Linked DNA regions of Homo sapiens: region 1 is linked to region 2. A link is an interaction called in ENCODE POLR2A ChIA-PET data of the cell type or tissue named here. Cell type or tissue: GM12878. All regions are shown on one strand. Links, peaks and the distances in the headings refer to the core of each region. The heading gives the core; the rest is flanking DNA.

What was found. ChIA-PET counts read pairs that join two places held together with the same protein. Peaks named below come from ENCODE experiments on the same cell type or tissue, not always from the same donor. Only the 100,000 strongest peaks of a DNase experiment are listed, where the experiment ranks them.
Region 1: POLR2A ChIA-PET joins it to region 2 with 5 read pairs; 2 of 35 experiments call an interaction of 5 or more read pairs at or near these places.

Annotation. Positions count from the first base shown.
Region 1 is chr9:124,004,952-124,020,341 of GRCh38, reverse strand. It overlaps LHX2 (LIM homeobox 2), which reads right to left and starts at 8,574. Exons shown (of 5, transcript NM_004789.4): 1 at 7,874-8,574; 2 at 6,179-6,381; 3 at 4,817-5,220. The coding sequence starts at 7,993. It overlaps LHX2-AS1 (LHX2 antisense RNA 1), which reads left to right and starts at 10,946. Exons shown (of 2, transcript NR_135129.1): 1 at 10,946-11,276; 2 at 12,251-14,065. RefSeq lists enhancers at 6,517-7,089, 7,090-7,662, 11,517-12,227, 12,228-12,939, 14,759-15,390 and a silencer at 8,601-8,650. In GM12878, for the core only: a CTCF peak has its summit at 5,286 (motif pointing right); no DNase peak of the experiment used is centred there; H3K4me3 peaks cover 2,171 bases.
Region 2 is chr9:124,261,412-124,276,326 of GRCh38, reverse strand. All of the region lies in intron 1 of NEK6 (NIMA related kinase 6), which reads right to left. LOC124902268 (a long non-coding RNA gene) reads right to left here and starts at 13,302. Exons shown (of 2, transcript XR_007061765.1): 1 at 12,827-13,302; 2 at 5,787-6,421. RefSeq lists a silencer at 11,200-11,259 and enhancers at 12,240-12,329, 11,761-12,374. In GM12878, for the core only: a CTCF peak has its summit at 8,709; a DNase peak (open chromatin) is centred at 11,296; H3K4me3 peaks cover 6,299 bases; H3K27ac peaks cover 6,943 bases.

The sequences.
Region 1 (15,390 bases), core at 3,369-11,368, 250 kb after region 2:
CGGGGAAGTTCAGAGATCTGCGGCAGTCCACAGAGAGCGGCAGAGTGGACGGGGAAGGAAGTCCGAGGCAGAAATAAACATGTAGTAGACACCTATGGTGTGTGTTTGGCTTTACAAATGTCACTGTACATCATTACCTCTCAGAGAGGTGGCTATGACTATTCCCATTTTAGAGATGTGGAAACTAACGCTAAGGGAAATGAAGCCACTTGCACACTGCCACACCACCGGTAACCAGCTAGATTGATCTTGATCTGTTGAGCCTAGATTTAGCACTGGAGTACTCCTTGTTTTCTTCCACTACACCACGAAGGGAGGAGGGAGCCTGTCCCTAACCACAAGGAGCCTCATGGGGGCCACGCTGCCAATGCCTGGCTGGCATTGGGGGTGGGGAATATGGGTGAAAACCTGGGCCTCAGAAAATTGCTCAGCCACCTGGAAGCTGATGGGGACCTGCAGGACCCCTCCCAAGGTCGCCTCCTCATGGCACCTCCCGAGCCATGCCACACTTAAGGTCTTGCCTTGGGGTAAGCCTCATAAGGGGTGTACATTCGGTCCGCCTAAAGTGAGAACTGAGAAGGTATCTTGTGCCCTCATCACATACCCGTAACAGAGCTCTAGATTTAGCAAATGAAAATACAGGTTGCCCAGTTAAATATAAATTTCAGAAAAATAATAAGTAATTTTTTAGTATAAGCATGTCCTAAATATTGCATGGGACATACCTATACTAAAAATGTATTTGTTGTTTACCTGAAATTCAAATACTACAGGTGACACAGCTATGCTAAAAAATTGTCATTTATCTAAAATTCAAATATTACACGGGACACTTATACTACAAATTTCAAATTTATTCGTTATTTTTCCAAAATGCAAATATTGCCGGGGACACTTACACTAAAAATGTATTTGTTACGTACCCAAAATTCCAATTTAACTGGGGATGCTGCATTTTGCCTGGCCACACTACCTCCAAAGGACTTTTACTCTGCTGGTGACCTCCCCCTTCCCCTGCCCAGATGGGGAAGAGCCCCTTGCAGAGAGAATTTGCAAGATACAAGTCTTGCCCCTGCCTTTGGAGCTGTTAGCTAGGGGCTACACCTCCTAGGGGCCTCTTTCCACCGGCACTCAGGTCCCCTCACCCCCGGGGCTGCATTCCCACAGAGAGCACGCCCAGAGTGAAGAGCGCGGGTCCGGCAATTTAAAGGGGATCAGAGGATGCCTCTGAACCTGATCCACCAGAACTGCTTGGAACCCGCTGAGGTGAGCAACCCTTTTCTTTCCCCCAGTCCCCAGCTCCACTGGGGGTGGGGCAGCCTCCCTACGGGGTATCTTTGGGCCCATCCCTCCACCGAGCCCCCGCCTGGGCCTGGCTGCTGTTAATGAGCTCCGTGGGGACCCCGGCGCCCCCATGGGCCCAAGGGACCTGCCCTGAGTGCCGCCTAGGTGGGGTAGTAGTGCGGGGGAGGGGGACAGAAAGGGCAGAGAAAGGAGAGAAAAAGACAAACACAGAAAGGCAGAATGGAGGGAGAGAAAGAGAGAGGGGGTAGGGACGGAAGATGGACAGAGCCAGGAAAAAGAGAGGACAGACAGAGGAAAAGAAAGCGAAGGAGCCAGGAGAACCACAGAGAGACAGCTACAAAGACAGCAAGAAATAGGGAGAGCGGAGGGGAAAGCGAGTCCCGGAAACAGGCGCAGCTTGTGGCGAGGGTCCGGTGGCCGAGCTGAATCCCGGGGCTCCGGGAGACCCGGTCCCTGCGGGGGAGGCCTTTTCCGAAGCCGTTATTGGCGGGGGAGTAGAGAAAAGGGGAAAGAAGGGGAGTGGAGAAAAAGGGAAAGGAGCCGGCCCTAAGTAGCGAGGCCGAGGCCGGCCAGAGGCAAGGGCAGGGGGCGGCGGCGGGGGAGGCAGCCGTGGGGCCCAGGTTTGGCCGGCGCCCCGAACCCCCTCACTCCCGCCCCCAGTGCCCGGGGGCGGGTCGAGATTCCCCAGGATCGGATCCGGGGAGGAGCGAGGGGCCGAGGGGAGGGGGAGGACCCGGGCTTTCTCTCTCCTTTTTTTTTTTTTTCCTCTCAATTAGGCCGATTCAATGGAGCTAAAGAGCTCGTAAAATCATGAATAATTTACTCGTGATCTGTTATTAACCCATCGGGTTTCGAGCTCTTGTCGCTGGGACTGAACCTGTAATCAAATCTGACTTCGCCTCATTTTACTAAAGACGAGATTGTAGGTTCAATTGTCTAAATAATGGATTGGAATCAAATCAGTAATTACGCCGCCAGGCACACACACACAAAAAGCTGGGGCTGGGGGAGGCCGGGCGTCCGGCCGGTCCGCGCGGGACTCCCGCGGCCGCGGCGCGCAAACCCAGGCGCAAAGTGCGCGGCCCGGGCCCCTCGCCCGCTCCTGCCGCCGTTTTCGCACCCCCAGCCCGCTGGCAGCCCCTCCCGGGGTAGGGGGAGGTTTCCGTTCCACCGGGGCCCGGGCCCGAGGGGCTGCGGGAAGAGGCCGCTGCGGCCCCGCCCCGGAAGGACTTTCCGACCCCGCGGCCCGCGGCTCTGCTGTAAGCCCAGCGCCCGGCGCCCCGACGGCGCCCCCTCCCCACTCGGCCCCCAGCTCGCCGCCCTTCAGTAAGGTGCCGCCGCGCCTCGGAGGGACTGTCCCCAGAGCAAGAGGCTTTGCAAGGGGTCGTCGTGGCTGGGCCACAGGATGTGGGACACTGCCACAAACAAGCTCGTGTCCCCGTGGTCGGAACCCTGCACGCACACGCACACGACCCGCGCCCGCACACCCCGTCCGCGATCGCACCCTCCAGGGTCCCCGCTTTCCAGTCCTAGCTGCCCCGCGGCCCACACTGCGGCCATTTCTCTCCTGCCAGTGCGGGAGGGGAGGGAAGGGCGGACGCCAGATCTAGGAAGACTGGGCTGGGCCCCGAGAGGCCGGGGAGATGCCCTCTTTCCCCAACCTAGTCCCGGGAGCCCCGAAAGAGCCAGCCGCATAGCCACCGCCGGCGCACCGAACGCCGTTTCTCTCAGGACTAGGAGCCCCGGCCAAGGTCGGAGAGGAGGGCACGGGAACAAACACGACACACACAGAGACAGAGATAGAGAGAAAGGACGGAGAGAACGGAAAGGAAAAAAAGAGAGAGGGAGGCCAGAGAGAAAGTGAGATGGCTGAATGGAGGGTGTCTCTTGTAGAGGTTAAACAAGGCTTGAAATTCAGCCTCCAGCCCACCTCGCTGGGGCAAACGGCGGCTGAACAGCAAAAAGCAGAAATAAATCTCTGTACCTTCTACTCTCTTTTTGCACAATCCTAAAACCGGCGCCGAACCTCCGTGCCCAGGAAAACAATACAGCTCCCCAGCCACCAGGTGCCCTGGAGCCGAGCCCCGCGAGGTGCTTCCGAGTGGAAGTTGACCCACTTGATAAATAGAAGCGGCTTGGTGTTGGGGGAGCCGGTCTGAACTCGGTTTTGTCTTTTTTTGGGGGGTGGTAGGAGAGGAGGGATGGAAGTTCCAGAGAGCTACATCTGTGGTAGTGCCTTCAGCAAATCTTAAATCCGCGCCACCGACCGGCCTACCGCTGCTTCACCATTTACCAAACTGGGGGCTGCGTTTTCCTCCCAGTTCCGCACACAGGGACACACGCCCCATGATCCTCCAAGCGATTTCGTTGGAGCGAACACCCGCCCCTCATTTCCCTCTCTATTCAACTCAGATTCTTTAAGATGAAAATAACTGACTTCTTCCCGCCGTAGCACCCTCTGCACAGTCTTGGGTTTGTTTTTGTTTTTGCTTTTTTCTGCTTGTGCATTAGACTAAAGGGAAAAGGAAGAAGAACACAAAATCTCCAAATCTAATTCTGTTGCAAACGAAAGAAAGAAAATAATTGCACATAAACTCTAGTTCGGAAGCCCGGAGAGTCATAAACCTTTCCGGGCCTTGCAGACTTCGGGCAGATGTTGACGGCTCATTTGCCGGAACTCAGAACCTCTGCAGCTGTCCTGAGCAGGGAGGGGCGCGGGAGGGGGCAGAGCTTCTCCGGGAATGGCCTGGGGTTCAAAGATGCCGGAAATCCGAACCAAGCCCCCCACCTCACCCCACCCCACCCCACCCCGGCGCGAGGCCAGGCCTGCTCCGGTCTCGTCCCCGCCCGGGGGGCTCGCTTCCGAGGGTCACGGCCCTCACCCCAGCAGGCGCCAGGAAACTCGGAGGAAAAAGTCCGGGAAAACTGAGACCTGTCTTTAAAGGAGGATCGGGCCGAGCAAAAGGAACCGCAGCCTTTGCTTTCCTGAGTTCCCCAAGCCCGAGTTCCCCAAGCCTGCCGCCCTTGGGACATTTCACGAGGTCAGGCCGCACTCCAGGCCGAGCTCGGCGCCCCGGGCCACAGCCAGCCCTTTCTCTTGGGACCCTCGCCGCCCTGCCTCGTTCCTTCGCTGCCCCAGTTCCCGGCCCTCAGCCGCGCCAACCCAAAACCTGTTTGGCGTCAGCGCCGCCTTGCTTTCTCCATCCCTGCCACTTCCTGCCTAGCAAAGTGGGGCAAAGGCCCAAACCAAAAAGCCATCTCCAAAAAAACAATTTATCAGAGACAAGGCCCTGCACCCGGAGCAGCAAGGGACCACTGCACCCTCTCCTCCCGCTCCAGCCGAGGACGCACAGTCTGGAAGCCCAGGGGGCTAATGTCCCTTCTGCGAGGCCGTCCGGTGCTTAAGGCTCGCTATTTGCCCAGCACACAGAGATTCAATCCAGCTCCCGGCCGTCGAGGCCGCACACTTTCCCCCAACCCTATGGGGGCGCTTCGTGCGCCGCGCACTCACCAGCGTTGTAGGCCGCCAGATCCGCACCGGGGCCCGGGCTCTTACGTTTCCTCGGCCGCCCCTTCTGCACAGTGCCCACGCCATTGTAGTAGGGAAGACCCAGAGGGTTGGCCCCTGCTGCGCCCAGCCCCGCGCTCTTGGCCGCCGCGGCTGCAGCGGCCGCCGCTGCCACGTCGGCATGGTTGAAGTGTGCGGGGTACTCGCCCTGCAGCAGCGCCTCGAAGTGCAAGCGGCAGTAGACCAGGCTGTCCTTCATGCCGAAGTGGTCGCCCGTGGTCAGCATCTTGTTACACGTGGTGCACGTGAAGCAGTTGAGGTGATAAACCAAGTCCCGAGCGCGCATCACCATCTCCGAGGCCGAGATGCCCAGGTGGCAGCGGGCGCAGCGCTGCACAGAGAAGCGCCTGTAGGGACCATGGAGGGAGGGGCTGTGGGAACACACGGTTGGGTACCCCCCTTTTCCTCCTCCAGGTGCCGCTGCTGCTGCGGGGGGCAATCCCCTCCTCAAGACGAACAACCCGGCCTTTATTTGGAGGATGGGGGGGAGAGAGAACTAGATTTTGACCCAGGCCTGGTCCTGTCCTAAAATAGTTTCCCTTAACACACTTATGCCTACAGAGACTTCTACTTCACCCAGAGTCTCCGCAAGCCCTAGGAAAGCCTTTACCTGGGAGTGGAGGGAGACACTTACCACTTACCCCCTCCTCAACCTTTACTCCTCCCTCCAAACCAGCGCCTGGGAATCCTACTGACTTTTATAATTTGGAAGAAACACAGAGACAGGGAAAGAGAGAGAGACACAGACGTAGAGACAGAGACAGAGAGAATATACATAGACCCTAATCCTAAAACTGGGGAGAAGGAGAAACAGAGAACTTGGAGTCTACTAGTGATTCTGGTTCTTTGATCTTGGCCACCTTTCATTCCCATTTTCTCAAAAGACCTGGAAATGCACCCACTCCCACAGCTCTCTTTCCAGCTGTGTTTCACTCCAGCTTGGGCTGCCTAGGTTTGGGGGTGCCTGTTTCTATAACCTCGGATTAACTCAAGAAACTTCAAAGAGAGAGGGGAGCAAGGATCCCAACTCAAGCTTTTTTGTGGTCTAAGCTCCGAGCAGGAGGGCAGCTTCTGCTTTTTTTCTGGTTCTCCTACTTCGTAGACCTTTCCAAGAGCTCCCCAAATTGCTGCTTTAAAAGGTTATCACCCAACTTGTGGTGGCTTGGAGAACTTGGGGGGGGAGCGGGGGAGTCCTGAGTAGTGAACCCTCTCCTGGGACTAAACGGAAAGGAGAGGGCCAAACTGTAAGACTGTGCCTGAGATTGGGGGGAGGGGTCCTGAGGGGCAGTTGGGTGGGGGGGCTACCTGTAGTAGTCTTCCTTGCAGTAGATGCTACCGTCCTTGCTGAAACAGGTGAGCTCCGACTCCAGGTTGAGCTTGCACTCGCAGCACTTGAGGCAGCGCATGTGCCACTGCTTGTCCACCGCCAGCAGGTAGTAGCGGTCCGAGATCTTGCCCCCGCAGCCGGCGCACAGCGCGGCGCGGTCACTGCTGATGGACGGCATGGTCTGCGAAGGGAGGGAGGCGGAAGACAGCAGCGCCTGCGTCAGCCAGCGGCCCCTCCGCCGCCGGGAAACCGGCACCCACAACTCCCTCTGTGGCCTTGGCTACCCTGAACGCGGAGGGGGCTGCCAGGACATGCGGCGCGCTTCCCCCCACCCCAAAAGGCCCATTTCCATTTCTGGGCGGTTCAGAACCCAGGCCTGCCTGCGCAGCCCTCGCCAGCCACGGGCCCAGGCCGGGCTCCTGGCCTAAATGGCTCTGGTGCTTACCTCTCTTCCTTCCAGTCCTCCCTGTCCTTTCCCCCAAAATGCTCGGGCTGTGTTTAGGGACCAGGACAGCTACTCCAGTCAAGCCCTCCAAGAGCTTTCCCTAAACTGCTTCTTAAATGAGCCACCCGGGGGATAAGGTGACCATTAAGTCACCCTCCACACAGAATCCTCTTTGGAGAGACAGCGGAGTTCCTGGGCCCCAGCTCCAGTGATCCCTGGATCCTTAGACCAGAGGTTAAGGCCAGGACAAGTCAGCCAACTTCTGGCTCCTCTGCCACACGGGCTGGGGCCCTCTTGGGTCCGGGGATGAGGTAAGTGGGGTGCAGGGACACCCTCAAAGTCCGTGGGTGAAGGACAGGTTCAACCCAAATACTTCCCTATCCAAACTGACCAGCAGAGAAGGTCTAACCGAAGAAGCGCTCAGAGGCCGGGAGGACACTGGCGCCGCTGCTCCTGCTCCCGGAGCAGAGAAGCTTCTCCCGTGCTCCCCACCTCCGCGGCCTCCTAAAGGTCACTTCTGGGCCCGCTGGTCGGGCAGTGTCTGCTCGTCTGGCCCCCAGGGAGGCCTGAGGCGAGGAACTGGCTATTTGGGGCTGGGCCCGCGGAGCCAGGTGTAGAGATCCAAATGGAGTCTCCTTCGGCGAGGGCCAGGCCGGAGCCTGAACTCCCAGCCCTGGCCTGGCTAAGTCTGACCAGTCAAGGGTCTGGGGACGCGATCAACGACAAATGTTGGCCCCGAAGACTTCGGCCTCTGAAACTGCGCTGGGGGTTGAGGAGGATCCCCGATTGCCGGAAAGCTGGGAGCGGCCCAAGCCGGCTGGAGCCCCAATGCTCCCAGCTGGTTCGCCCTTCCCTGGCGCCGCTCGCGGCGCCGCCAGCAACCGGAGCCGAGAGGTGGAGGAGAGCGCGGGGCTGTCGACCCCGGCACCGGGCAAGGTGAGAAGGGAGCCGCCCCGGGCCGCGGATGGGACTTCGCTTCCAGTTCGGAAGAAACGCTCTCCTCTACCCCCAGGGCCGAGATTTCGGTTTCAACCTTGTTTCCCTTCTGCGTCCCAGCAGCCGGGTTTCCCCCGAACCGGGAGCCACCGGCCTTGCATTCTGACCGAGGATCCCCAGCACCCAGTCCCGTGCGGCACGAAGGACGCTCCCCAAACTTCGGGGAGCAGAGGCGCTGACTGGCCCGGCCCCATCCCAGCTCTCAGCCCCGACCCCACAGCCGCGCGCCTACCGTCTCGGTGTCGCCGCGGTCGATGGCGGAGCTGATGGCGGGAGCCTCGCTCTTGGCCCTGCGGTCCATCTCGTCGATGACCCCGTGCACCTCGGGGCCCGACAGACTGTGGAACAGCATCGCGGCGGGACCGGCGGGGCCGGGGGCGCGGCTCCTCCGAGGGAGGGCTTGCCCCCCGCCTCAGCTGCCTGGCGCTCCTGGCGCTAACGGGCCCGGTGCATCGCCACCGCGGCCCCGGCCCCGCCCGAGCTCGGCTGAGCCCCCAGGCCGGGCTCCGGGCCCCGGGCGCTCGCGGGGCAGGACGCCTCCCGCCGAGGCGCAGGGGCAGCTACATTGCGGGGCGCCTGGGCGACGGCGCCAAAGCCAGGGTCACAAGGGCACGGGACAAGCGGGGCGGGGGGAGCAGGAGACTAGGACAGAGGTCGGCGCCCGCCGCGGGCGCTTTCACGCCGCGGGCATCGCCCGCCCGGCTTCAGCGCCCGGGGCGCAAAGCAAGGGCGCAAACTCTGCCCGAGGCGGCGACGGCTGCGGTCGGGGTTCACCCTGAAGCCGCTAGGTGTCCGCGGCGGCCCAGCTGCCTGGACCCCTCCCCTCCCTGGGGTGCGCCCCCAGCCCAAGGCGACCCTCTTGGGCGCTGAGTCGGCGACTGGAGTAGGGGTTTCTCCGAAGCCTGCGAGCCGAGTCGAGCCACCGGGAGAATTGAAGAGGAGGAGGAAGAGGAGGAGGAGGAGGCGGAGGAGGAGGTGGAGGAGGAGAAAAAAGAGGAGGAGCAGAGTGGGAGGAGGAGCCGCCGGCCGCGGGCCCAGCCGCGCGCAATGCTCTCCAAGCGCGCGCCTAGCCCAGCCCCGGCTCTGCAGTCCGCGCCAGCGCAAGCCTCCGCGCCTTTTCTACAGCCGCGCCTGACATCACGTCCTGCCGCCGTGCCATTGGCCGCTCGGCGCCCCAGGCCCTGGCAGCGCGTGCTCCGGGAAGGCGGGAGACCCAAGAGGGAGGGGAGAGGCAAGAGGAGCAGAGGAGAGTCGAGATGGTGGGAGCTGGTGGGCGAGGCTGGAGGGCGGGGGTGGGGGGGAGGCAGGGAGGAGGGAGAGCGCGGGGTTTGGAGTTTTTAAGATACGAACAGCTTCCTGCGATATCTTCAGAAAGGAAAATTAAACCCTCTATCCTAAGAAGGCGCAGCAAGGGGATGCTCGTCTCACTGCGGTCTCCCCTCGGCCTGGAGCCGCGGCCTCAGGCACCCGCCTGGGAGGCCCGGGAAGGCAGGCCTGTGGCAGAGTTGCAAGAGCCTTCGGCCGGCCGTTTCCCATCGAGCTCCGCCTTCGGCCCGGGCTCTGCACAGCGGGCTGCAGGCGGCCGTGCAAGCCTCCTGGGTACCCGGCAGAGCCTGAGTGGCGAGACCGGCGAGAGCTGTGACTCCCGGGGAGGGGGGCCAGCCAGCATATCCACGCTCCAAGCCCGCTAGGGCCCAATCTGCAGCCCAGCGTGTAGCTTCTCGCTCTTCCCGGTCTCTCCCCAGCCTGGAAGAGTGGGGGCGAGCATGGCTTTAGGAACTCAGAAAGGCCAGGGTTCGAATCCTAGCTCTGCCATTTACATGCACTGTAACCTTAGGCAGTGACTTATCCTCCCTTAGCCTGTTTCTGACCTTTATAATGGGCGACAAGAAGCTCTCCTCCGCATGGACGTGTTGATTGAAAGAGACTGTGGATGTAAAATGCCTGGAACATAGTAGGCACTTAGCAAATTATTTCATTACTCTCTCTTGCTCCTTTTCCATTAAAAACTTTCTCACTCCAAGACACATTCGATATCAGTGAGGTTCTTAAAAACCACAGGCCTATTCTCTGCCCACTGGGCACACCATGTCTCAGACCCCGCTGATGGCGCGAGTCCTCCTTACCCGCCTGGCTGCACCACCTCCCCAGGGGCCAACAAAGTAGCGTGCTGGGTAAATCCCAACTGCTACCCCCAGCCTCCAGGTTTCAGGCTCACCCTAGAGTCTCCTGGGGACTGGAGGGAAATACCCAGGTGTCTGGTGGGGGAGGGATTTAGGAAATAAAATGATTGTAGACAAAAACTGAATAAGCACTTCGGTTACAGAGTCCCATCTGGGTCTGCTTCGGAGGCAGGTTTGGCTCCGTCTAATAGGGACAAGGCGGGTGTCAGTCTGAAATGACTTGTTTGCCAGGACAGGTAAGGGGATAGTCAGGACCTGCGGTTTACCTCACAGGGTACAGAGTTGAGGCATGAAATCATGTTTTTCACGTGTGTAAGTAACTTTCACACACAAATATATGTGTGCACAAATATATGTATGCGTGTAATGCCCAAGCACATGAACTTGTGTTCATGTGTGCAAATACACATGTTCATCTCTGTTGGCAATAACACAGCCAGCACGAATTTTATCTCTGTTGGCAAAATCACAGCCAGCACCACTGAAGAGCTAGGGTCTTACACATGCGCATCAGGTGTAAGTGTCTAGAGCTGGGAAGAAGGATGCAACTGCAAAATGGTAAATTGCACGTTATACCTGCACTTGCGTGCTCAGGCGATTCTACTTAAATCACTGCAAGTGCTCCTACGAGGTCGTTTTGCATAATTGAAAAAACTTGAAGTTACAATCATATGTGTATATTCTGCATGTGTACAGATGCCCCAACGCGAGGGAAGGACCACTAAACCCAAAGACGCGCGTGCCCGTGTGTTCACACAGACGTGTGCTTCGGCGCCTGCACACGGCCGGCGCGCAGGCATGCGGACGCCTACACGAATACATAGGCATGTTTTATTGACGCATCTGGGGCACTTTCTTTCAAAGAAAGTAAGGAATGAAAATCCAATCTGAGAGTCACCAGGGTTCATCTGGAGGTCGCCCAAGGGGCAGAAAAAATTTGTAATGACGCTAGAGTGTTTGTCCTTGGTGCAACTCCACTCTCGGGAGGGCTGGATACAATACGTTTGGAAAGCTCGAGGGGCTGCCTTAGGATCTGGGGGCGGGGGGTGGGGTACTCAGCAACTCTTGCCGCGGGCTGCTCAAGAAACGTGGAAACACACCCTGCGACTTTCCACTCCCCCATACATATAGGCACGCGATTCCGTCGCCACCTCTCGGACCAGCAGCCCACGTCCAACGCTGGGCCGACCCCAGATACACAGGCAGTCGGGATTCCCGCCCGGTGCGCTTGTCTATTCATCCCTCTGCGTCAGGCTGGGACGCGCTCCGTCTGTAAAAGGCTCAAACGCATCTCCCGCCGCGGGGCGGGATCTAGGGGCCCAGGCCCCGGGGTCCAGAGGCGGGTAACTTTGCTAATCTCCCCCAGCGGCGGGGAACGTCGCGCAACCGCTGAGCCCTGTCCGCCGAGACTAAACAAGCAGAGGAACAGGCTGTAAACACACATCCTGACACGTGAGTGACATTTACGCGGTGCGAGAAGCTGCAGCCAAGGGAAAGGCAAGGGGTGGGGGGAGCGGGCACCGACAGGTACGGAACCTTCGCAGGCGCCGGAAACGGCGGCCCCTCGACCTCCCCCTCCCCCAGAAAGTGGCAACGAATGCCTAAGTCCCCCGAACCTGCCTTTTGTGGGAGGTGACAGGTGAACGGAATTCAGGTCTGGCCACTCTCGCCGCTGCCTACCTCCCCACCATCTGCTTCCTCGCAGACAAGCAGACCCGGCGCATAATGAGGTAGCAGCCTCCAGCCGGCCACCGTGACTAACTCAGAACAAAAGCGCTCCCTCCACGCCTCCTCCAACAAAGGGGCCACCAGCCCCGGCGCTCCCCGAAGGCTGCGGGGCTCCCGGCTGCCGGCTGCGGAGCTGCCGCGCGCAAACTTCCCGGGGCTCCCGGGGCTGCCGGCGCCACGGAGCCGGGGCCGCGGAGGGAGGAAGCGCAAGCCGCCCGGAGAAAGTGAGGCCAGACCCGGCGGGGGAGAGGGGAGGGAGCCGGGCGGCCGCGGAAGGAGGGTGATTGATCAGTGCGCGGTGCCCGGCGCTCTGTCCCGTTATTAGAGGCGGCCAAAGCAGGGCCACGCAATAACCTCAGAATCGCCAACTAATTGACGCTGCAGGCAACTACTTCATTGTGCGCGCTGGTTTTATGTCTTCATAGCCGGTGATTGACAAGGTGTAATTAGTCATCTCACTCGGTGATAAACATGGGCACCCTCCTCCCGCGGCATCAGGCCGTGTGTACCAGCAGAGGAAGCGATAGTTGACGCTGATATACCATTAAATCAAAATGAAGACGTTCAGAAGTGTGTGTTTGCTGTGACGCTGTGATGGTTTATTTCTCAAATACGGCACCAACAGATTTACTTGATTTGCAAGTTAACTACAACATTAACTGGTTTTATTTATTTTGCCTCTTCCTTCCTCTTCCTAGGCAGGGATGTTGCTCTTGGAGAATGTGAAGACAGTTTGCTTCTTGACAAGCGAGCGAACGGGCGCCCAGATTTTTGCAGCCTTTCCGAGTCTCCCCCGAGGGAGAGGCGGCAGAGAAAACGCCGGATTTGGGAGCCACCAGGGAAGGATCCGCGCAGGGGAGCCGCCCTCCTTGGCCCCAGACCCGCCTGCCTGGGGCCCCCTTTGCTCACTGTCAATGTATGGTCTGAAGCTCTGAGGATGGTGCTGGGGACTGGGGTCGGGGGAAGCCTCTTGAATAATAACTGCAAAGAAGAAAGAGGCGAGAACGTCTCCCTAACCTTGAAGCAGAAAGGACTGTGTTCTTAAAGCTGTTGGCTGCAGTCACAGGGCCAGTTGCCCGCCTCTGTTCCCTGAGTAAAGTGTAACATCTTCTGTCCTCCTGGCTTGCTTGCACCATTCAGCAAATTATACTCCTTCCTTACCAAAGTGGGAATGCTCAGGGAAGTGTGTGTGTGTGTGTGTGTGTGTGTGTGTCCCCTCTGCACTGAGGCTGCTGTTAGAGATGTTACCAATTTAAACCTTCCAGAATCCTGGAGGTTTACATTTTGTAAAGGGAGGGGACACTCCTGGACTGTCACAATCCCAATTCTGGTTAGAGTGGCAGGGACTGAACAAAGCCACCAACATGCAAAAGTCCATCTCCAGAGTAGCATGCATGCCCCCAGGAAACCCCCAGTGGGATATGCTTCCTGCACTTTCCCCTTCTCTCTAACCTCTGTCTCCTGTTTGTAAGGCAGAGGAAGGGTGATTCCTTGCCACTGCACAGGAATGCAGGGTTAGGGTTATCTCCAAGAAAGGGTGGGGTGAGGCTGAGTCACAGGGAGAGCAGAAAAGCTCTGTATCTTCAATGAGGACCCACACACACACACCTTTCCCAGGCTTGTGGGCCTCATTCAGCAAAGCAGGGAGTGTTTTATATTGATGCGAGAGGCTGTCAGTCAGCAGTAAATCAGTTCAGGCATAGCTATCTCTTTCTTTACGAAATCAGCTCATTGCCTTGGTCACACTACACAGAAAATCTGCTTATCACCGCTATCGACAATAAAAATTAGTGGAGCCTTAGTTGTTTCCGAAGAGGAACCCCGTGTCTGTGACATTAGAATAGATAAGTGGCTTGGCCTGTTGCAGGCAGAGAGAAGCCCAATTCCTCCTCCTCTTCTCCCTGCAGCGATCTGAACAATTCTGAAACCGCCTCCCTGGGCGTCAGCTGAGCAGGTTGGGGAACTAACCAGGGCTCTCTCTCTAGGGCCCTGTTAAATGCACTGAACTTAAAATGAAACACGAAGTGTGAATTTCAGGTTTGAACATGATGCATCAGGAAACGTGGAGGTTGGCAGCCCTTTTCCTCCCTCCTGCTTTTCAGTAGCAGGTATTAATATTGTATTAAATGTTATGAGAAAGTAAAGGCTGCGGAGAGGAATGTGCTCAGATGCAATTTTGTCAAGGTTTTTATCTGTGATTATGATTCCAGATGTAGAAACTCCCGGAGGAGGGAAATGAGGGGCTGCTGGCATGTGACATGTGTTTTAAGGTGTTTGGCAGTGTTTCTCAAAGTGGTGACAAAATGTTCAATTTTATTACAGGGAATTGGTAAAAGAAATATGAATACTAGGTCAGAGATTGTTCACCTCAGCAAAAGGATTTACCATTATTGATTAGGGTGCAGAAAGTATGTATCTAGGTCCTGCTTAAATCACATTGTCAACAATATAAATCTGTCAGATCAGATTTTTCTGAAAGAACAATTATAACAAAATACACTATAGCTAATTGCATCCCCTCACGGCTAATTTCCATGCAATGATGTAAATTTCCCTGGAAGCAAAACCAAAAAAGGTAAATGTTGCAAAAAGATGCCATTTTTTCCCCAACTGGTATAACTACAGTCATTTATTGACAATCATTTCTTTTTAATCTAGCCCAGAATGATATCCAGTACTAGTAGGGCCATTTTGCTAACCTGGTTGCTCTGCCAGCCTTTCAGGTTGAAGCACAAGAAAAACTAGCAACAAATTTCCTCACATAGGAAACCACATTTTGCTTAGAGGAGAATCCAAAAGATTTTGTATGGAAAAAGTGGGGACGGGGGAAGAGGAGGAAGCAGATGAACCCTTGACTGTCTGACAACTCATATTTCCATGCACTTGAGACTAAAAATTTTTCCTATCACAGCCTTCTTCATTCAAAGGCATCTCTGCCATCCTTCTCTGACAGCAGGACACCTCTAAACTCCATTTCTAAGCACAGGTTTCCCCATAAAGCTTTTATGAGCTTCCCATACGCTAACACCAATCGACTGGAGTGCCCAGCCAGCACTGACTGGAGTTGGGTTTGGTAAACATTTCTACATAACAAAAAAGGAGTTTTTAGCTAAAGATGCTGGACTTGGCTCCTCCTTGGGTTCTCAATCAGAGGACGAGGGTCTCTACCCACTTGCTGGAGCCACGCTTTACAGATCACCCCATGTCTAGCACACCCATTCAGCCCCAGCCTCTCTTTAGTCCAGGCTAAAGAATGTTGATTTGAGCTTCCCAGCCACTGGCACTATTTTACCATCACAAAGCATGCTAGGCTCCCAGCACAAAGTGCAACTTCCTAGGAAGTAAGACAATTCCTCTCCTAGAAGATGATGTAGGATGTGTTAGTTTTCCAAGGGGAACACTGAGGTTGCAGGGGAGGAAAAATGCCCAGTGTGACCACCATATCTCCCCCTACACTTTCAACAGGACCCCTCCCACACCCAAGTCCAACTTTCCACTGGTTTGATTAGCAAATCTCTCCTGCTTTTGGGAAGTTGGCATTGTCTCTTTAGGTGAGGAATGAGTCATTTCCCACACATGCTTCAGCTGAAGCCCAGTCCCTTGGCACCCCTCCCCAACATTTTTATTCTTCCATTAATTAAAACAACTAATGTCCCATTGATTATCTTTGCATGAATGAAAATCACTACAAGCCCTTGCAGGTATATGAGAAATTCTGTTTGCTTAAGTATTCACACTTTGATTTCCTATAGGCTAATTTTCTCAAGCATAAAGAAATTCAAACAAAACAAAACAAAAACAAAAACAAAATCTCCTGGCACTTTGCAATAAAATACAA
Region 2 (14,915 bases), core at 6,886-14,885:
CCAGGGCCCCAGCCCACCCTTGCCCCAGTCACCCATCCAGAGATGATTCCTGAGACTCTGGAGCCACTGAAGCCCCTGGGGAGCATTTCTTCTGACTTGCAGCCCAGAATTCTTTACTCCCTGATCCAGGGGTCTCCAGGTAGGAGCTCAGGCTGTGGACACCAGGTGCCCGGCACTGTTCCAGGCTGCTCCCCACTTCTCCCCACTCTCCCCAGGACAGCCCCGTTCCCCCTCCTCTCTCCTGAAGTTCACAGCCGCCTCCCAGCCCCCCAGCCTCCACGGGCCACACTCTGCTTCAGGGGGGCCACTCCCCTGCTCAAAACCTTTCCAAACACCCACCTCCCGCAGGATCAAACCTAACTGTCGTTTAAAGGATCACCGCAGCAGGCACAATGGGTATGTGAGTCACAGAGCTGGTTCCATCCGTCCCGCTGACCTATCTGTCCCCAGAAAAGGCCTGGGCTTTGGACACAGTGGTCTCAGCATCTCAGCTGTCCCCATGGCCACAGGCCTGAGGAACAAACGAAGGGTGCATTGCTCCCTCCCCTCATTACCGTCACCGAGGCCTTTGCCAGGCCAGGCCCTGGGCTGAGCACTGGGACCACAGAGGAAAGTGGCTCAGTCCTAGCCCTGGAGGGGATCCTGGGGCAGGGGACTGGCCATTAGTGGGCCTCACAGGGTGGGGGGCCATGTTGGGGAAGATGCAGAAGGGGCTATGGAGGCACCAAGCAGGGGTTTCTAAGCAGTGTGCTGAGGTCAGAGGAGACTCCCCAGAAGCAGTGATGTCTGAGAAGTGAGAAGGAAAGCATTACAGACCCAGAGAACCAGGAGCTCCGCCTGGCAGAGGACAGGGCCCGGCAGGCGGGGGCAGGCAGCTGGAGCTGACACTTCTGAATGCTGACCCCGTTACCCATGGGTTCTGGGCTCCATGACCGTCATCAACCAGGTCACCCCTCCACAGTGCTGGGAGTGAAGATGAGGAAACCGAGGCTCAGGCAGGTGAAACCATGACTCAAAGACATCCGGCAAGTTAGTGACGTGGATGAAATGGCCCTGGTTTAAATAAGTGGGCACCTACATCTCATCCCTAGAAGTTTAAAATTACGTTTTTAAAAACATTCACTGTAGGATTCCAACTGTTGGCTCTTTGGGGGCTGCAGAGCCTTCATCAATCCTTCCTTCTGTTATCTGTGGAATTCCCACTGTGTGCTGTGCACAGTCTCACCCTCCTGGAGTTTACTGGGATGGAAGTGTGGTGAGGCACACGATGAACTAATCACAAGAACTAAGCAGAGCTCGTGCCCCTGGGGTCCCTGCTCAGGTTAAGAATTGTACTAAGTTAGGTCGGTCCTTTTCACATCCATCTTTTCATTCCTGTGCACACAGCAGACATTGCTAATCAATGCCAGTCTCCAAAGCCTTCTCAACATGGCATCTCGGGCAGCCCCTATCAATCTATCAGAGCCGGCACTGGAGAGGACAATGATTGCCAGCCTTGCTACAAATGGACATGCAGAATGGCAAGCACAGTGCGTCAGACCGGTCAGCTCCCAACCTCCCTCCCTCATTCTCAGGATCCCAGACCCCTGAAATTCTATCAGATGTCCAGGTGGAATACATGATATTCAGCATTGTCCTCGATCAGCATTCTTACATGAAAGCAAAAACCCTCCAGATGTCTGCTCACTTTCTTGGGGAATTGGGAGGTGATGCTGGGACAGGCTGCTGACAGGTACCCGGACTGTGAGTCCACACTCTGCTGCTTCTGGAGCCTCAAGGAGGGGCACTGCTGGTCCTCCACGAAAATGGACAGACTGAGGTTCAAACTTCAGTGCTACTGCTCATGAGCTGTGTGACTCAAAGCAAGTGTCTACACTCTCTGGGACTCTGCTGTTTCATCTAAAAATGAGGACAGAGATACCACTTCCCAAATTTTGGCCAGCACAGTGCCAGGCATCTGTCAGCAGCCCATAAATGCTGGGTCCCTCCTTCCCTTCTTCTGAAGTCAAGGGGCTGTGGTACACAGGTGTCAAGCCCCGTTCACATCTGCCACTGGGGCCATCACATGCCCTGCCACAGCGAGGCTCACACGGGACATGCGCAGGAAGCAGATTGGATGGGCCCTGCGGCCTCTGTCCTCCATGGCCAAGGATCTTTACCACCCAAGGAAGCATCCATTTGTAAGAGTTTTCTCTCCCTCTCTTTCTTTCCCTTCCCCTCTAAGCAAAACTGCCTGGCGGCCAATCCTGCCTCTGTCCCCAAGACAGTTCCAAAGGGCCCATCTCATCCCACAGAAGTGATGGCGGTAATTCCATTAATGGGAAGCAAGATGAATGGTACCCTGTGCCCAAAGTGTATGAGGCAAGACGGAATGGGGGGGCCATGTGGGGAAGGAAAGTGTTGCTGGAATTCACCCTCCGTTGGGGCCTTATTAGGTCCTGGAAGAGCCGCCGCACTCGCTAAAACCTGCTTTTGCCAGCAGAAGCCTCATTTTACAAATATACAACAACAACAAAAAAACCCGTAAATGGGAAGAAAACCCTGAAGATTACGCTCCCCTGCTGCAGTGAGGCTGCGAGCCGCCACTCAGAACTGAAGTCTTTAGCCTCCTCAACTCCCGCTTTAAATAAATGGCCTAAATGCCAGCTCACCATTTCGTGAATGCAGAGCACGGCTGTTTCTTTGCCGTTTAAGGACTGCTTGCCAACGGTGGGACGGGACAACTTTGGAAACATTTTCTTATAAAAGGCTTGCCTGTTCCAGATGCTATAAAACCCCATCACCCTGGCTGTCGGTCCCAGGAAGGGTGGATACGGGCCCCTCTGCTGTCACAGACACACGTGCCCTGACTGCCCGCTGTCATTTCTTAAGTCTTCTCCTGCCCTGAGAATCAGTGGCATTTTGAAGGCAGTTTCGCTGTGGAATGAGTGTCCATTTCCACAAGCATGCAAAGGGTTCCGTCCCCTCCCCCATTCGGGATCAAGCCCTGAATTGTTCTTTAGGCCTCAGTTTATCCAAATGCAGGATGTTGGGGAGGCCAAAGCTAGTCCGGAGACCACCATGGATGATGGCAGACAGAGCAGGTGGATGTGGAATAAGGCCGCCCGGGGCTGTGTGACCTTGGCAAGCCACACAGCCTCTCTGAGCCTCCACTTCCTCATCTGTCACATGAACCTAACCCCACACACCTCACAGCCTTGGAGCAAGGAGTCAACGCAATCCTGGCTCACGCGGAAATGGTCATTTTTCAGGCCAATTTTAGCACCAACAGTCTGTCTCTATTCTTCTCTGCAGAGCTCTCCTGCAGCACCCAGCACAGCCCTGACACATGGGCCGCTGAGAGTCTACTGCTTTGAGCAGAATCTTTGGTTTTTCTGCTGCCAAGAATTAAAAAAACATCCATTCACACTAGGGCAGAGTGGTTCCGATAGTGTGGTCTGGAAGCCACGGGCGTGGGTTCAAATCCTGACTTGGCAGTGGGCACACTGTGCTCCTCAGCAAATGATGCAGCCTCACTCAGCCTCCCTTTCCTCATCTGTAAAATGAATTAATAGGACCTGACTCTCAAGGTCACCAAGAGAGGTCGATGCGATCACATGTGACCAGGGCCTGGCCCAGGTGGGTCTCCATGACCAGCAGCGTTAGGGGGAGCGGTTGTGAGTCTCAGGAGAGCCTGGGGAAAACTCCCACATTGCAACTGGAAAAACTGATTTCTCAAAGACACCTTGAAGCAAAGCAAAGCCCGATGAGGCCTTCCCAGGACGCTGGGAGTGCTGGGACCTCACACGAAAGGCAGCATGTTAAATCCCCAGGGATTGCCCTTTAATGGAAGAAAGAGATTGAAGGAACTCCATTCTTTGTGGCAGCCATGGGCCACCACGCTGTCCCAGCTACCTCTCCCCAGCACTGCCTGGCCAGGAACCCTGCACCGGTTTCTTGTTTAGGAACCACAGCACCAGCCCTGTGCAGGCAGGGACTTCATGCCTGGGGCTCATTACTGTATCTCAGCAGAGCGCCTGGATCTGTGGGATGAAATGAATGAACAAAGAAAACAAGGAAGGGATGAATTCCTTAGGGAGGGCAGCTCTGGACTGAGAGCCTGCCCTGTGGCCTGGGGAAGCGCTCCCCAGAGCGTCACAGGGGCCACCAAGCTCCGAGCTCACCCCATACCATGTCGTTTACCATCAACACAGAGTATCAAAGGCCTCTTCTGGGCCTGGCGTGGAACTGAGGACTATACACCCTTACCACAATAGATTGGGAAAACTGCCCCAGAGACAGGATCTGCTATTACCCCTTGCTCCACAAATGGGAAAACAGAGGCCTGAGTGGGCGGTAACAAGCCCAGGAGACACGGGGAGCACAAGGTGGGTGTGGCTCACGGCCAGGTGTGCCTAACTCTGCCGCTGCCACCTGTCTCTCTGGGCACAAGTACAGCCACAGAGCTGGCCAGGCCTTGCAGGAGAAAAGCTGGAGCTGTGGCCCTGAGATCTGCTCCCTGCCAAGAACAAGGATGGACTGCTCAGGGGCAGGAGTGGACAGGCAGCAGCGCTGAGGTCTGGCCCCTGTCCTGCAGATGCAGATGCAGCAGACGGTGGGGGCAAGAGGCCCAGCCAGGGAGGGACCTCAGCCAGCCAGTGTGCCTGGGATTCGTGTGCAAAGAGCACTAACTCTGGGGCCAGCCGGGCCTGGGTTCAAATCTCAGTTTCCAAAGTGTGTGGTTTATGGCTTTGGACTGGCAGCTTCATTCTCTGAGCCTCAGTTAACTTCATCTGAAAAACAGGATCAGCTCAAAGTTGTCACGAGGATTAACGAAGGCAACACACGGAAAGTACTTGGCCGGGTCTCCGGTGCACAGTGGGTACTAAGTAAGTACCCCTCACCTGAGCCTCCTTGTCCATGTTTTCAGAGTAACCAGACGTCACTCCCTGTGGGTGCTGAGCCTCCCCATTTTGGGGCTGGGAACAGCGTGACAGCTGGTGGAATCCAAGCTCCTCACCCTCTCTGATCTCTGGGGCACCACGTGTTTGGCGTTGTTCCTGAGTGAGAAGGTTGGCAACCGCGCCACTCGATTTCTGACCCTTGTCACTCAAGGAGCGGAAGTCAGAGGGGTTGGGTTTGTTACTGCAACAATCTCTGGCAATGGTGTGAGAGATTAAGTCAGGGAGGGCTGACCATGGTGTGTCTTTGGCACCAGAGGCTCCGGATGAAGAGGGAGAGCCCCTGGCTGGCCGACTAACCTGCTGGGCCAGCAGTCTGCAGACAGTGCTTAACACAGAACTTTCCCTTCAAATCAGATCTGGCCCCAGCTCTGTGGAGAGAACCAACATAAGGCCCTTGCTCTGTGTGAAATGTGTGTGTGGGTGCTATGGCCCCTCCCATCAGGCTGGCTTCATGTCCAGGTGACCTGGCCCTGCCCTAAGAAGGGAGCCCCAAGCGTAGGGCTTCATGCTGTGCTTTCACTGTCCTGAAATGCTTCATGTCATCTTTGAATCTGTGTTAAGTGGAGTCTGGTGGAATAATGGAGCACATGCTGGCAGCACAGAGTCTCAGCTGCCTCCCCAGGACGGGTATTCAGCTGCCTGCTCCCGCACCCAGCAACCTCTGCCACCCGTTACCTGCAGCAGGGGCCCGGATGCAGGCAGGAGGGTCGGGGGCAGGTGTGCCCACACCTGTGAGGTCTGCACTCACCCTGAAAGTATCTTGTGTCCAGGGAGTGAGACATTAAATAGCAAACAAAAAACATCATGACAGATGGAAAGAGATTGCAAAGGAAAGGAAAAAACTTTTGTGTTTTTTTTTTACTGCTTTTTGAACAAGGGAACTTGCATCTTCATTTTGCACTGGGCCCCACAAATTTTGTAGCTGGCCCTGTGTTTTATTTCCATGGACTTCTGACCCTTCCCCTCCCACTCTGGGGACCTGGGGACATCCCTAGGCCTCTGCAGAATGGGAAGACACCACTAGGTCTAAGACCATCCCTTCCCAAGAGGCTTCTTGGACACTCAGCCCCCGCCCTGCAGGTCTTGTGGGGTGAACTTCTAGGGTTGGCCGTTCATTGCCGTCTTGTGTGCCAGGCCCCGCTCCAGGTGCTGAGGATGTCTGATCAACCTTTCGAGGCCTCTGTGCTTGAGGGGCTCCAGGGCACAGAGAAGTAACGCAACAGGCAGGACCAATGGCAGCAGATGCCGGGGGATGGAGCACATGGGGAGATGGAGCACTCAGTGGCAAGCCCCACAGACAGCATGGGGGGGGGGCGTGGAAGGAACGGCTACTGCAGCTGGCACATTCCAGGTGGCTCCCAAAGGCAGGGATGCTGCGGTTGGCTCTAGGAGACTCCTCTATAAAAGGGGAACACCTTGATTTAACTGGCTGGACTGTGGGAGACTGAAAGGGCTGTCAGTTGATTCCTCCCAGGGCACTGCAGGGAGAGAGAGAGGCTGAGGCAAAGGCTCAGGGGCCACAGGACACTTATATGGGGGACAGTCTGCAGTAAACTCCCTTAATGACTCTGCAAAACCAACAACAAAGAGAAGGGCAGAGGCTCAAGAACCACATTTCCTGAGCACCTACTATGTGCCAGGCACCGGGCTGCAGTGGCCCTTCCACACGACTCCCTGCCCCTCCTAAGCTATTCATTCCTTGTGCCTTCCAATCCCATCCGACATTTTACAGACATCACCTTCCTTTCCTGTGATTTAGAAAGTCCACCGAGGCAGGCGGATCACTCGAGACCAGCCTGGCCAACATGGTGAAACCCATCTCTACTAAAAATACAAAAAAAAATTAGCCGGGCGTGGTGGTGGGTGCCTGTAATCCCAGCTACTCGGGAGGCTGCGGCAGGAGAATTGCTTGAACCCGGGAGGCAGAGGTTGCGGTAAGCCAAGATCGTGCCATTGCACTCCAGCCTGGGTGACAAGAGTGAAACTCCATCTCAAAAAAAAAAAAAGTCCAGTTAGCACCAAGCAAGGGGTCACCCAGGCAGGGGTGGGGGGTTTTCAGATATGACCTGTCACCCCTAGAGTAGCACGGCACAGTAATTAAGAGCTAGAATGCAGAATGGGGTCAGCCTGGATTTGCTCCTGGGCCACTCACTAGCTGTGGGGTCTGGGGTGGACCACTGACTTGCCCTGGGCTTCAGTTTCCCCTCTGTAACTTGGGGTTAATAAGAGCCCCACCATCTGGGAATGCTGTGATGATTCAATGACATGGTATCAGTGAAGGGTACAGCACTCGGCAAGCGCTCAATAAATGTCAGCCACTGTTTTTGTCATAAAACCCCAAAACATCACATCAGAAACCCAGGTGTCCTGTGACGCTTCTCGGGATCACAGGAATCTGCTCCCTCCTTCCCGCATCTGCCGAGACTCTGCTCCGAGCCTCCTCTCTCCCCCATTGTCATGTCGCATCAGTCCATAAATATTTAAACAACATGTCATCAGATTATTATAACATATGATCTATAGCACTGATGTGCTGCAGTTCTGTGCATTTGGGCTTCATTTTCAGAATATCGAGACATAAAATATTTATGTATTTAGCCAACCACGCGATCTCACATTCTGTCTCAAAATGCTGGGTGGTGGCAAGACGCTGAACTGAGACACAACGTGTGAAGGGGATGCCTTGTTCTCACGTCGGTTCCTGGGGCATCTGGATTGTTTCTGGTTCATTCTGGGGACGTCACCACGTGGCCTGTGAACAGTGGCTGACTGGGTATATCACAGCAAGCAGAGAGAGAGCCAGGACTAAAGACCCCATCAAAACACCACAAGTGTCCAAACCACTACGGACTGTGCCATTTGCATTTCTGCATCTCCATGAGTCTGCACACAGTAGGTGGTTGTTAAATGTCCACTGGGAAGTGAATGCATTCACCTGTGGCACACAGCACACCCTATGGGCTGGCACACAGTAGGGACTCAGTCATATTTGTTCTGTTTCATTCCACCCCCAGTACCCAGCACCAGGCCAGGTACATCAGCAAACAGTGCTGGATGAATGGCAATTGAAGGAGTAAATGTGTGACCAGATAAACCACTTAATTAGCTAATAAATGAATGAGGGATAATGACTCCCTATCTGCTGGTCCAAATTACACTGTGTAAGACCCTCCTCCTGAGAAATAAAGGCTCTCCAGTAACCTGCACTGGGTAGGAAAAGGGGTTTTTCTGGGTCATTAAATATCTCAATTGCTAACATTAGCACATCACAGTGACCATATGTCCTGAAATTTTCAGGACTGGGTAATTTCAAAGATGCCACCCCATAAGCCATTTGAGCATCCAGAGACTTCGCACAGCAGACAGCATCTTCCAAACCATCTCTCCTGTCCCTGAATGGCACTAAATACTTCTACAGATCACAGCCCGTTTGGGAGTTTGGAAAGTGGGGCCATGATGTGTCTCACCTACAGGTGATCAATGTCTGAAGACACAGAACACCATAAAGGTCTGTGCGAGTGAAAGGTGTTAGCTCAGAGTACAAGTATTTTCTCTGCATGTTTCCCCAGGAAGACGGGGCAGGGACCTCATCTGATTCCTGTGTGTTTCCCCAGGGGCCAAGAAGGCATGTGGTGCTCAGCCGTCCCTTGCTGAATGGCATCATGAAACCTGGTCACAGGGCTTCCTCATTTCAGGGTCCCAGTGGCCAGCTCAGGGGCGGCCCAGCACCTGGTGTGCCCATCACCCCTTGGAGAAAACCACAGAATGTTTTCCAAATGCCACGCTGTCACCACTAGGCTGGCTCCAAGAGCAGGCGGCTCCCACACTTGTCCCAGCGTCTGCACAGACAAAAACCCAGTCCTCATTTCCTCTTGGGTTAGGTAAGGAGGCTGGCATTTAAAACACACACAAAAGGCCACTACATTCCCGGAGGAGACGAACAAAGGAAATGTACACACACTGACTCAGTCCGGCACGCCGTGCCCACTCGAGGTCCTGTTGTAACTGAATCCAGGCGGACTCGACCGGACCTGCCAAGCCCAGGGGCGGACTCCCTCTCCTTTGCTCTCTTCTGTGTGCCATGTGGTGCCCAGTGATCCTGCCATCTGGGCACCCACGCTGGTGGCCCGCCAAGGCCACATCAGCTGCAGAATCTTTCCTCTTTCAATGCTGGGTTTCCTACTTTCTAAGATGGGGTGTAATCTGGGGTCCTGCTCATTTGCCAAAAAGTCATGTCTGTGCTCAGAGGTGGCTTGGTTAGCCTTTCCTCAAAGCAACCCCAAAAGATATGCCCTCTAAACAAAGTGTGTGCTTGGTAGAAAATGCAGCTTTAAGACACAGCACTGACCCATTCCAACCCAAAGCCCTCCTATGCAGACATGTGGGAGCTGCCTCGGCAGGGAAGGGGCATAGGAAGGAGAGCCTGTAACTCTGGGAGGTAGAGCCCTTCTGGGCTTAGGTTCCTCCTCATTGGAATAATTCGAGGATGAGCATTTCTCTAAGAAACCTCTTCTCCCAGGGAAGGGCCAGCTCAGCTCAATACAGCCCTGCACAGCCCACTGAGGGGAGTGAGGAACGTTTGCTAACAGATTCGTTCACTCCATATAAACATTCTCCAAGGATCCGGCCGCGTGCCTACTTAAAACTTCCCATTCACTCAACAAATATTAATTGAGCTCCTCCTATGTGTCAGGCACAATGCTGGCCATGGAGAACACTGTTGTGGTCCACAGACCAAGTCCCATCCCCTTCTAGAGTGCATGTTCAGTCTGTGAGGCAGGTTACAACTATGCGATGACAAGACGGATGCTCAGGGGCCCTGGCATGGTACCTGGGTGCACACTGTTCCTTCCAGCTGCCTGGGGGCCCTCACACAGGTCCTGAGCTGGGCAGCTGGTCACTTCCTGAGGGCACATCCTGGTCACTTCCGGAGGGCAGCCTCTGTCCTCCAATTTTCAGCTCAGACCCCCATGCTGTGGGTGTCCTCACAGCACTCAGGCTGATGCTCGTCAAGCACCACAGATCCTGGACTCTCTGGGTCTCTGTTTCCTCATCTATAAAATGGGCAGAACGATACCCACATCACGGCATCACTGGGAGGATGAAGTGAGTTCCCTCAGGTTAAGGGTTAGATTAGAACATGGCCCACAGTAAGTGCCTGGTAAGGCCATCTACCGACAGGAGCAAAGGCCAAAGAAGCAGGAGGAAGTTCCACAGCCCCACCTCTCACCCACCGGCCCCACCTGCCTCTCCACCTTGGGGTCTACCTGCCCTTCACCCCAGCCCTCTCAGCCCTCTGGCAAACCCCACGTCTCCCTCCAGGTGGGTTCAAACACCCCTCACTGCCGGAAGCTCTCCTACTTCCCCAGAGACTACATCCCAAAAAATGCCACCTGCAAATTGATCAAGAGCACCTAAGAAGGGGTTGTGACAGCCTCTGTCCCCACCAGGTGGTGAGAGGCCAATGGGTGGGGCCATTAGAGGGTCTTCGTGTGGGCTCCCAGCACAATGCCTGACCCAGGACTTCCATCCGGACATACGTCATGAAAGAATGAGATAACGTGCCACACACCAGCCAGCACAAGCATCTCTGGTTAGCAGAAGGGAGTCCACTTAGCCCATAGGACAATGGACGGTCTGTGTTTTTGCATCAAAACTTTTCACCCGCAGTCCAGGCCCAGGTGTCACAACCAGAGCCTTGACCTGAAAGCTGGGACAGTGATCTGATTTAGGCTACAGAGCAGCAGGCTGCATGTGGGACCTGAGGCTGGTCATGATGTCTCTCTGGGCCTCAGTGTCGCCATCTGTAAAAGGAGAGGTATTTTTTTTTTTAAAGCAAGACAAACTTGTCTTTTTTTTTTTGAGACGGAGTCTCACTCTATTGCCCAAGCTGGAGTGCAGTGGCGCCATCTCGGCTCACTGCAACCTCCGCCTCCTGGGTTCAAGTGATTCTCCTGCCTCAGCCTCCTGAGTAGCTGGGATTACAGGCACACGCCACCACGCCCAGCTAATTTTTGTATTTTTAGTAGAGATGGGGTTTCACCATATTGGTCAGGCTGGTCTCAAACTCCTGAGCTCGTGATCCGCCTGCCTCGGCCTCCCAAAGTGCTGGGATTACAGGCGTGAGCCACCGTGCCTGGCCAAAACTTTTATGTTTAACATTTTTCTCAGATATATTTAACCACTTTAAAGCAAACCGCTGGATGGGATGTATTACAATCACAATGTTGTGCAACCACCACCTTCATCCGGTTCCAAAACGTCTGCGTCACCCCAATAAAAACCCATGTCCCTTAATCAGTCGCTCCCCAGTCTCCCCTCCCCAAAGGCCCTGGAAACCACCAATCTGCTTTAGGTCTATGTGGATTTATCTATTCTGGCTACTTCATGTATCTTAAAATGACTCCTATGCAAAACCTCCTTATGTAAAACAGGCAACAGGCAGGTGGCTTTGCCCCCTTCGCCTCCCCGGAGCTCACGTTCCTCATCCTTAGTGGCCTTTCAGGGAAAGCTCTGATGCCAGGTGCCATTCTTTGCAGAACTCTTTTTTTTTTTTTTTTTTTTTTTTTGATACAGAGTCTCGCTCTGTTGCCTAGGCTGGAGTGCAGTGGCACAATCTCAGCTCACTGCAGCCTCTGTCTCCCAGGTTCAAGTGATTCTCACGCCTCAGGCTCCTCAGGCTCCCGAGTAGCTGGGATTAAAGGTGTCCACCACCACGCCCAGCTAATTTTTCGTATTTTTAGTAGCGATGGGGTTTTGCCATGTTGGCTGGGCTGGTCTCAAACTCCTGACCTCAAGTGATCTGCCCGCCTCGGCCTCTCAAAGTGCTGGGATTATAGGCATGAGCCTGTCCTGGTCTTTGTGATTTTTACACTACCTTTTTTGTCACATGGTACCTCTTAGCAGAATTCTAATCCTAAAGTTGAATTTCTAAGGCAGATCACCCCCAAGGGTGCCTGAGGATCACGGGGCTGGTGCCTGGTGTTACTGGCCCGTTTTCCGGATGAGGGAGTAGAGGCTGGGCCCCTGTGAAGCCCTCCTTGCATGAGGTGACTACAGAGGAGTGGACCTCCAGAGCCTGGTGACACCCTCTCCCACCACACAGACTACAGCTGGGTCTAGGGTGTGACGAGCTGGCAGAGAAGCCGCCCCAGAGCGATAGCCACTTCCGGAGGACAAGGATCTCTCCACCGGCTCAGGAAAACAAGCCAGTTTAAGGGAAACCCAAATGGCTTTGGGGGGCGGGGGCATAAAATGTGCAGGACTCCCTCAGGCCTTGCCATGCAGACCTTTTCAGGAGGACTGCCAGGGGAAGACGGCTGCTCACTTCTGCCCCACGGCCAGGCCTGTGACAGCCGCTCCTGTCAGCGCAGTCCTCTGCGGGGCCGACGCTGTGTAAATAATTAACAAAACATCTGCCTTGCTTCATAACACACCGTGGCTGACACAGCTCTCAGGGCCTTCAGAGACCCTCCAATGCCACGCCGAGGACTTATGGCCTCGCTTTGTGGGGACAGGTGGGAACGAGAGCAGATACTGACAGGCAAACATTTTCCTGAGGCGCCACAGGGCCACCCTGGTGCTTAAATCCTGCCTCTTTGCAAACTGCGCTGTCTCCTTCCCTTCCGTTTTGGGAGCCATGATCCTAGGAAGGTGCTCTGGTGGAATCCAGAGGGGTCCCCGGCACCTGCTTCTGGCCTTGTTTAGGGCCTCAATGCAGGGGCACTGGAGACACTCTGGGCCACGGACCAAGGGTCCCGGCTGAGTGACCCTGGGTGGGTCCTTGGTCATTAAAGATTTTCCATGTCTCTCATGTAATCTTGGGGAATGAGCATCAAGCACTTAAAAGGCGCTGAGCATCTGAAATGCATTATTTCACTTACTTCCTCCCCCGAAGCTTCTGAGGTCATAATATTATCCCTGTTTTCCAGATGATGACGCTGAGGCTCAGTGGGCGACGTGCTCATGAGAGGCAGGTCTGGGACTCCAGCCTCATTCACTCCATCGGGTGCCCAGGCTCAGGCTCTCAATGCGGCTGTGGGGGAGCGCCTTGCTCCCTCTGAGCCTCAGGTTCTGTTCCGTGAAACAGATGGGTGGCAAGAGTCCTTCAGACTCCAAAAGTCCACAATAAATAAACCCAGTGCTCGTCTCAACCCCAGTGGGTGTGTGCGAAGCTCTCTGGATTGGGAGCCCAGTGAATTCCTCATCAGCAGCTTGATTCATTAGAGCTGAAGGTCATGTGCATCCATCCTTTTGCAGGTGTCTTCCCAACAAGCCCAAGTTTCAAAGACGTTGAGGACAAGGAACAAGAGAGGGCAGGCATTCGAGAAGGGGCCTGTGGACTAATTCCCATACTGCCACTCACCTGCAGTAAGAACGCGCCTCTGGAACATGGAGAAGTTCTTCTTAAAGGGATCTCTGTTCACCCAGGTCAACATGACCCACCCCGCAAGCCTCAGCCTAATTCTGAAGCATGAGGGTTAAACAATTCGGGGAAAATGCAGGCACTGCAGGCTCTGAATGGCAACTTCCCTCCCCCTTCCCCTGTCCAAATTCCTTCACACTCTATGGAATTCCTACATAAAGCCCCTTTTTTCTTAGAATTCTATGAGGTCACCACCATGCAGATGTCTAAGAGAAAGAAAGAACGGCTCCGTGCAGATCCAGGCCACTGCAACTGAATGCATTTCAGATCTCGGCCACCCCATCTTTCAATTCCCATGGCCCCCCCACTCGCCCAGCCACAGCTACAGCGGTGGTGGCCAGTCAGGTCTGGTGGGGTGCTGTGATCCTGCCCTTGCTGGAGGCCAAGAAGGCCTGGCTAGAAGACCTGTGCCTTTACCACCAGATCACCCGAGAAGTCATCTGTGGAAAAATCCAGAATTGGAGACAATGGCGCAGCCATGTATGTGGGGGTCTGTTTCCACACAAGCAAGTCCTGTTAGAGGGACACATGTCAAAATGCTAGCTCCCACTCCAAGTTCAAGTTCCCAAAGTTAACATCACAGGAAATTACACCACCAACTGATTTGCCCCAATGTCGGCTCCTCTGTCTGGAAGTCGAGTCTGAGAAGGCCATTGGTTTAGTTCAGCTTTGGCCAAAGGAAGGGACCAGCTCAGACAGGAATGAGTGAAAGTGCTGGCCTGATTTTTTTTCTTTTTAAACTAACATTTTCCCCAAAAGTTATCTTGCCATTACCCAAGAGTCATAAGTGAAAAGACAGCCAAATACCAAAAAGCCACTGAGGCCCTCAACAGTGCCTGCTCATTTCAAAGCCATTTCACGGACAGCCAGGGGGTGCCTGGGCCACCGCAGACCACCCCTCACTCCAAGAGCACTCCTGCTCCCCAGAGCTCCATGTTCCATGTAAAGTTCCACGGCATGTGCACACCACTTCCTAAGAATGATGTCAGCAAAAAAAAAAAAAGATAAAAATGTGGAAAAAAGGACTATTTTTACCTCCCCAAATCACAGGCCAGACGGGAGAAAAATCCATCAATGCCAGAAATGTGGCTGAGCCTTCGCACAAGATCTATTATTTCACACCTTAAATTAACGCATCTCAAAGCAATTTGCAAATGTTCGTCAATTTGCAGAACATACATGGAAGGGAGAGAAATACCTTTTCCTTTCAACACCGAAGGACACTGGCAGGGGGGCACAACATGGCCCAAACCACACAGGTCCTCACACACAACATTCATTTCAAGCACATGTAGTAGAAGCCGTGATCGAAATGGAAATGAGCAGGGAAAAAAGGCAGGCAGGGGACTTAAATGACAAGTGACAAGAAGCCTACCTACAAGCGATCTCGCTGTCAGATATTTAGGACTGTGAGTCAGGCCCGTGAAGGTGACATCAGGGGGCCAGAACACCGGACTCTTCCTGCGAACAGTGTCCCAGCCTCATCTCCACACAAGCCTGGCAGTGCCTGCCCGTATTTAATCTTGGATGATTCACCAGGTCCCTCC